Regions from separate parts of the Homo sapiens genome. Here region 2 is linked to region 1. A link is an interaction called in ENCODE POLR2A ChIA-PET data of the cell type or tissue named here. Cell type or tissue: PC-3. All regions are shown on one strand.

Region 1 (4,000 bases):
TGCCTGTGTTCACTTAAGACCCTTAGGGCTCTACAGTCAGCAGGTGGTGAAGCCAGCCAGGCTTGTGTCCTTCCCTTCAGAGTAGCAAGTTCCCCCAGGCCCTTGGTTGGTCCAGAGATCCTGTCTGAGAGGCAGGAACTCAAGTTAAAAACCTTAAAAATCTACCTGGTGCTTTTTCTGTTGCACCTAAGCTGGAACTCAAACACTGAGACAAAGTCCTTTCCACACTTCCTTCCTCTTTCTACAGGCAGAGGAGCTTCTCCCCATGGCCGCCACCATCACAAGCCCTTGGGGACTACTGCCAGGGTACTAATGATGTTCACTTAAAGCCCAAGGGCTCCTCTGTCAACTTATAGTGAACACTGCCAGGCCTGGCTCTCACCTTTCAACACAGTGGGCTCCCCTCTGGCCCAGGGCAGGTCCAGAAATGCCTAGAATTGGGGACCCCAAGAGCCTGCTTGGTGCTCTACATTACTGTCATTGAGCTGGTACCTAAGATGCAAGACAAAGTTCCCTTTAGTTTTCTTTCTGCTTTTCTCAAGCAGAATGGATCTTTCCTCTAAGCCACCATAGCTGGGAATGTGCTGGGTCTCACCTGAAGCCAGCACATCTCAGAATCTCACCCAAGGCCCATGGTGTCTTGCTGATGGTTATTCAGGGCCTGAGGGCTCTTTAGTCAGCAGGTGATGAATCCTGGCAGGACTGGGTCCTTACCTTTAAGGCAATGGGTTCCCTTTTTGCCCAAGGTGTGTCAAGAGACATCATCCTGGAGCCGGGGCCTGGAATGGGAGCATCATGACTCTGCCCAGTGCCCTATCCTACTGTGGCTGAGCTGGTATCCAAGATGCAAGACAAAGTCCTCTTTACTCCTCTCTCTTCTCCTCAAGTAGAAGGAAAGAGTCATTTTCATTGCTACAAGCTGTGCTGCCTGGTTTGGGGGAGAGGTGGTACCATCATTCTCTTAGCCACCGTTACTGGTGTCTCACTAGGTTATGTGCTGCCCAAGTTCACTGGCTCCCAGCTCAGCACAGCACTAGTACTTGCCTAGGAGTTGCAATGCTTGTGGCCTAGACTGCCTTTCATTTATTTGGGATCCCAGAGCACTTTAGCCCATGGTGGCACTCAACTTGGTCACTTGAAGTAGGTGGTGTCTGCCAGAGCTCTTCATTATAAAGGTATCTTTACCTTTTTGTAATTTATAAGTAATATCAAAGGTAAGATTTTGAGATCAAATGGATATATTAATACCCAAGTACATTCTCACTTAATCTTAGTATTATGCATTCATAACTCCTTAACACAATGGATCAGATCCTAGTTCTGATCTCTGAGCTCCAAAAATGTGTAATTAATGAAGTTTAACCTCACCTGAGCTCCTGATGCCTTTGAATCTTCCCCTCTGGCTATCTTCTTAGGTCTTGCAGTTCAAAAGAACTCATCCCTAGAGTTTTTCTAGTGTTATAGAATCTGACCCAAGATGCCAGGAACTGCCTCCAGGATTCTTGCACATGTTTTTCTTTCAATCTCTCTGTCCCTATGCCTACAGCTGGGTCCATCTGCACTTTGCCAAACTAGATAAAAAGGAAAGGCCTAGAGCTCAGAGGCAGAACAAAGAGACTTACCCTCTCATATTCAAGAACACTAAGAGACTCTTAGGAACCTCATTTTTCAGCTCAAGAGAAGATGAAGGACTCCTCCATGGCAGGCAGTGTTTGTACTTACTACAGTTCCCATCATGGTAGACTTGATGGATTCCCTAGAGCAGCAGGACTCAGCCAACATACTCTAGCCTGCCTTCTGAGGTAGAAGCTCCCATGTCCTATTCATTTCCCAGGCTTCTCATTTCTAGGGTCCTTTTTCCCCTAGATCCCTCAGGAATAGCTTCATGTGGATGCCCTCAGGCCAAGAAAACTCTCAGTTCCCATTTAGCAGGGTTTTGTGTCCTTTGTCTGCAGAGGAAATTCCAGCTCCCAGCCCAAGCAAACCTAAACAAGCTCCAACTACCAATGAGTGCCTTTTGTTATATCCCTACTAGGTATAGGGCTTCTGGAAGTGGAGAAACAGAACCACACTGAAGAAAAAAGGGGGATGGGGGAGCCCAGAAACTGTATCGAGTTTCTCTGTAAGGATTTCAGCCTCCAAAGTTTGTCTGTAGACCCAAGTGAGTTCCTCTCAACATGTTTAGAATCACTCAGTATAGGAGTCTTTGTGCCTAGAGTGGTAGGTTATGAGCTCTACCACAACCAGGGTTCTCAAAGGTACTTAAACGTCTGAGGGCAGATGGAGCAGGACCAGATCTGGGTTATACAGAGGTTACTTAGAAATTTTGGAGAATATGATAAAGGCCCAAGACCTCAGTATTAATATCAGTTCTTGGACTGCTGTGCTTGAGGCTTTTTGTAAACTTGAATTCCTCAAGATTCCTCCAATAAGACTTTCTGTATAAAATCCAGAACTTATTGTTAAAGACCTAGCAATAGCCAGAGTGACACTGGAATCTACCTTGGTGAACACAGCTCATTTCCTGGAAAATACTCTGCCTCTCCTGTATCATGTATCACCTGTATTTCTAACCCTAAACAATATATTGTTTATTTTTGAAGAAAAAGGAATACCAAGTAATATGGTTTGGATCTATGTCCCGACCCAAATCTCATATTGAAATGTAATCTCCAATGTTAGAGGTGGGGCCTGGTGGGAGGTGATTGGACTGTGGGGGCAGATTTCTCATGAATGGTTTAGTACCATCTCCTTGGTACTGTCCTTGTGATAGTGAGTGAGTTCTTGCAATATCTTGTCATTTAAAAGTGTGCGGCACCTCCCTTCTCTCTCTTTTGCTCCTGGTCTTGCCATGTGAAATGACTGCTCCCCCTCTGCATTCTGTCATGATTGTAAGTTTCCTGAGGCCTCCCCAGAAGCTGAGCAGATGTTGGCATCACGCTTCCTGTACAACCTGCAGAAACATGAGACAATTAAACCACTTTTCTTTATAAATTACCCAGTCTCAGGTATTTCTTTATAGCAATGTGAGAATGTACTAATACAGCAAGTATAACCTAGTCTCAATCAATTTAGAAGTTTATTTTGCCAAGGTTGAGGTATGCCTGGGAAATCAGTCTGTGTTTTTCTCCAAAGATGATTTTGAAGGGTTCAGTATTTAAAGGGGAAAAGCAGGCTGGAGGCAAAAAAGGAAGGATATAGTCACAATACTGAATCCACATGTTGCAAGAGAAAATAAGCAGATAGGGGAATAGTCAATTGTGTATTCATCTCATACTCAGTAAATTGGGATTTTACATAAGATAAGGTGAACACGGAACAGCTACCTGTGAAGATATTTAACCTTTTATCTGTAGCTGTTTATTTAGGAACAAAAGGAAAGGCAGCTTCTTGCATGACTCAGCTTTCAGCTTAAATTTTCCTTTTGGCATAGTGAATTAGGTTCCCAAGTTTTTATTTTCATTCCACAAAACTATTTGTGAGAAAAGGGCAACTGTGCTACTGTTAGATGAAGGTTCCTGGGAGAAGATCAGCTGAGATGTTTTTTAGTCACAGTTTGGTTTCAGCTACCTGAAGTTTTAAGAGTCTTGGAAAGTCAGGAGTGACTTCTGCTAAACACGGGGCTTTCCAGAGTCAGAGAAGCTAGCAAGCCTGTGGTTTGGACCAGGTACTAAATATTTGACAAGAGTATGCCAGGTGTAATGAGCTACTGTCTATTCCCCTTTAAAGCTCCCATGGCCTAACTCCAACTCTCAGGAGTAGGCCAAGAGAAGCACTTCTATGTAGGAAAATGAGTGTTCTTAGCTGATCCAAACAGAAGAAAGTGGAAGGGAAAGCCGGAACATCTTCAGCACGAAGTTAAGTCAAGCCAAGTAAAGATGAGACTCTCACCCAGGCATGCTTTCCTGAAGTTAAAAGAACTGTACATTGGCAGCAGGGATCTTGCTGATGAGCATCCTTGGCATAGCTAACTCTCAGGTCACACAGCTCCCATGGACTG
Region 2 (4,000 bases), 350 kb before region 1:
CCTCTAAAATAAGCATAAGAACACCAACCTCCAAGTTTTTCGTAAAAATTAACTTATGTAAGATACATCATACACATAGCAGTTTGTAGCACATATTAAGCTTTCAGCAGGTGGTAATGATTACCACCACTAAAATAATAGTAATAACATTTTCACCCCTCTTTGCTTTCTCAAACACTTCTCTAGATTCTAATCAGACAAACTTACCTTGAAAGCAGATATCAGCAACCTGGAATATTGTGGCAAAGGCAGCCCAGAAATTGTATCAGACATTGTACTTCCAGTGTCTTCCACTAACGTGCAAAAGTGTGCTCAGTGTATCCTGGGCCACCCTCCTCTTCATATCACCCTCCTACCACCGGGTCTCCTGAGTCCTCCTCTCCTTCCAGCAAACCCATCCATGCATACCATCCTCTGCCCTGCCCCAGTGTTACTCCTTCTCTCACCCTCCCCTCTTTAATCAAAACTCTCTTTCCTTCAGGATGGTTATATTCTTTGTGTGCTAGGACAAAAGTACCAGCAGTTTCCTCATCAGCCAACTGAGAGAGTAAATGAAAAGCTCCCAACTGCGCCAAGCCCTCATGTGGCCTCAGTAAATGTGAGTGCTCATCCCTCTTGTGTAAGATAGGAGATCCGTACAGGTTTACCTCTAAAACCCTGGGATTACACAGAAATTTAGAGCAAAGTATGAAGCCAGGGTAGTTTGTATGCTGGCAGAAAAGTTTTCTTAACCACTTTCTCCCCAACCCACACACCTCAACTAATCTTTATTTGGTAGACTATGATATATTTAAAGATATCTGAAGAAACTGTGTCACCACCCAGCCAACACAAAAAAGCCAAAACACTATCAAAATCCTCACCAGCCCACTTCCGAATAGTGGCTGGCCCCTGCTCCCCATACAAATATTGCTAGAGTATTTAAAAATAGAGTTAGCACCTGTTAAGGATGTTTGTGGACAGTCCAAGAAAACGTAGATCAGCTTCATCCTGGAAGGACCCTTGACCAAAAGCTGTGACCTCAAGCATGACAAGCTTTTTTGAGCAGAACTAAGAGCAAGATAGGCACCCCGTAACTAAGAGCAGCGTGGGTACCCCAGGGTAAGTATTCTGGTAACATTTGCTGAATTCAGGCTGGAGCAGTGACCTGATCGAGAGGTGGCATTTGCCATTAAGGCAGATTTGGAATTTGATGGGCTGGTTTGTCAAGCAAAGGACCATCCATGGGACTGATGGCTCCGTAAGAACCTAGTAATGGAATTATGTGCCTGGGATACACAGCTGGCAATTATATTCTCCACTTCAGGCAGCAATAAAGATAAAGTGCTTTATAATGTATTCATTCATTTCAATACAGTCAGTAGTGATGTTAGAATGGGGTTCCTATCAAGAAAAGGCAGAACTGCATTTGAGAAGGAAAAATGTGCTTTCTTAAAGAGATTATTTTAGAAAACACATGAATGTACATCAGAAATTTCATTAAATAAGTCAATTTGGCAGGTGATCCTAATGGGCTACTGGAAAAGGGGAATTAGAGCAATTGAAACAGCGGAAACAAATGAGCTACAGGTGTGCCTTCTTGTTGTCTCTGTTCTCATTTGGATTATTACAGGCTATGTCAAATACATTTTGAAAAGTTTGTAGTGTATCATCCCAATAATTATATCTGGAGTGTCTAGAAAGCATTGACTAGTTATATGATGGGGAGCTTAAGAGAGGAAATGTGGTTTCTGGGTTGTCCTCTCATAGGCTCAGCAGCTTCTTGATACTTCCCCTTATCCCAAGGCTGTCCTCCCCTCCTCTACCCAGGAGGAGATGAGTCACACAGGGAAAGAAAAGGACTCCTAATGCAAGAGGAAAAACACTGAGATAACCCCCAGGGAGGGGCGCTGTCCACAAGAGGCTGTGCTGATGCTCATAAAGAAGTTAGACCTGTGAAGGCACAAAGCTGCACTCCTAGCCTTGACCTCTTGCCAATATCAAAAAATGTTGTCTTTTAGGATGATGTGAATTTAAAGCTAACTCATAATCTTCCCCCTCAATTCCCAAATTAGCCTCTTTTTTGAATTTGCCTGTTTCACTAATTTAACTAACACATATTTATTGATAATTTACTATGTGCCAGGCACTGTATTAGGTGCTGAGGATAAAGCCATTAAAAAGGACAAAGTCTTGTCCATACACCCTTACATGCTAGTCAGAAAAAAATGACTTAATATATGATATATCGTCAGGAAGGATATAGTCAGGGAAGTCTTTCTAACCAGGGTACATTTTAGCCATCTCTATAGCTTAAGCTCCCTATCTCTATGAACCTGCAAGAATTTTTAGGAAAAGTAACATTTTGAAATATAGTGTATTAATTGAAAATGCCCATTTTTACAGGCATAAATGAGTGGAGAGGGCCAGGTAGGGGCTGAAAGTGAAGAAGCAAGGGAGGTGGGTCTCTGGAGGAAGAATGTTCAGAACAGAGGAATTGACAGGTGCAAAGGCCTTGAGTAGGGGTGATGCTTGCTTTGCTTAAGGAATAGCAAGGAGACCTGTGTGGCTGGAGAAAAGTGAGCAAGGTGGGATGGGAGGCAAGGCATGTCTCCCAGTTCTTATTCCCCTCCAGGTTGGAAACTGCAGGTAAACTACAGTATCTTTTACTCCTTCCACCTTTCTTTCATCCAGCTACATTTGCTTATCTTTTCTAAACAATGATTCTCTAAAATCATCCCTTCCCTACTTCCCCTTCCTCTCTCAACTTAAATCAGCCTCCAGTCACTTTATATCCAGATTATTCATGAGCCTCCTAACTGGCTTTCCAGCCTCTTGCATCTTCAACTGCTCCAATTACTTTACTAAGCTTCCAGATTAATCTTCCTAGAGCATTGCTTTTATCACATCTTTTCTTTCCCTGCATAAAAATGGCTTAGCATTAGCTGTAGGATAAAGCAGAAGCTCTTTAGCCCACCCCCGCCTCAATCTGGACCAAATCTCATCACCCTATGATCCATTCCCACCTTTCCAACTCCAGTGGCCTCCCCGCATTGTGCCATACTCTGTGTAATCACTCTCAACCTTGAAGCCCAGACTAAGACACATGTTAGCCTACACTGTGTGACCCAGCCAGAAACAGACTATCCCCTTTCTTTAACAGTTGGAGCACTAAGTCACACACACACACACACACACACACACACACACACACACACACACAAAATGTACTGTTTAATATACAGCAGATATATTGCTTCCTTCTTTAGTCCTGGCTCACCAATTGGACCAAATTCATTGCAACCGGGAGCCATGTCTTAAACATCCTGTACATCATTTGAGTCCATATATGTATATGCCATAATCTATATAATATGTGGATGATAAATATTAACAAACAAAGACTTCTGGGTTGTCAGGCATTGAACTGGGTAAGAAAAAATGAAATAAAATGACCATATTGTGTCCTTAAAGCCCTTTCTTTTTTGCAGGGAAAAGGCACTGTTTAGTGCAAGATCATTTTCCTCTTAATGGGAGCAATAGTAAGGTCAGAAACATGGTCATAAAAATCTTATTTAGCTCATCCCCTATGCTCAGTAGCTAGTTAGCCAGCTATCTAACATATTTATTTCAATCACTGAGCATATGTAACTATAAACTCTCTAGGGAATATTATCAACATGGTAGAACCAAATGTGGAAATGTGGGCACCTACATGGGCCTCTAATACGTAAGGCTAAAAGATCTGAAAAGCCTTATAAAAGTGAGAACAAGATATATTTCTTCAATCCTCCAAACCACTGTTAAAAGCTAGGCAATAGCAATATTTTGTCCACACACAGAAGGTTCACATGGGTACAATAAAAACAGAGCAAGGTTCATAAATCCTGCTTTGTTATGGAGAAAATATAAAAATTGCATTCTTAAATAGAAAGGTTTTCAACAAGAGGCTAATGTAAAATTTCTTTTCAGCTTTGGATGCCTGATGGCCTTGCACAGATTTGCCCAACAGAGTTGAACT

The links. ChIA-PET counts read pairs that join two places held together with the same protein. Peaks named below come from ENCODE experiments on the same cell type or tissue, not always from the same donor. Only the 100,000 strongest peaks of a DNase experiment are listed, where the experiment ranks them.
Region 2: POLR2A ChIA-PET joins it to region 1 with 5 read pairs; 3 of 35 experiments call an interaction of 5 or more read pairs at or near these places.

What each region holds. Positions count from the first base shown.
Region 1 is chr3:149,307,350-149,311,349 of GRCh38, forward strand. All of the region lies in intron 1 of TM4SF18-AS1 (TM4SF18 antisense RNA 1), which reads left to right. Among named protein-coding and RNA genes, the nearest start is that of TM4SF18, 24 kb to the right of the region's middle. In PC-3, no CTCF peak of the experiment used is centred here; no DNase peak of the experiment used is centred here; H3K27ac peaks cover 1,432 bases.
Region 2 is chr3:148,960,869-148,964,868 of GRCh38, forward strand. No RefSeq gene overlaps it. Among named protein-coding and RNA genes, the nearest start is that of GYG1, 29 kb to the right of the region's middle. In PC-3, a CTCF peak has its summit at 1,879; a DNase peak (open chromatin) is centred at 1,843.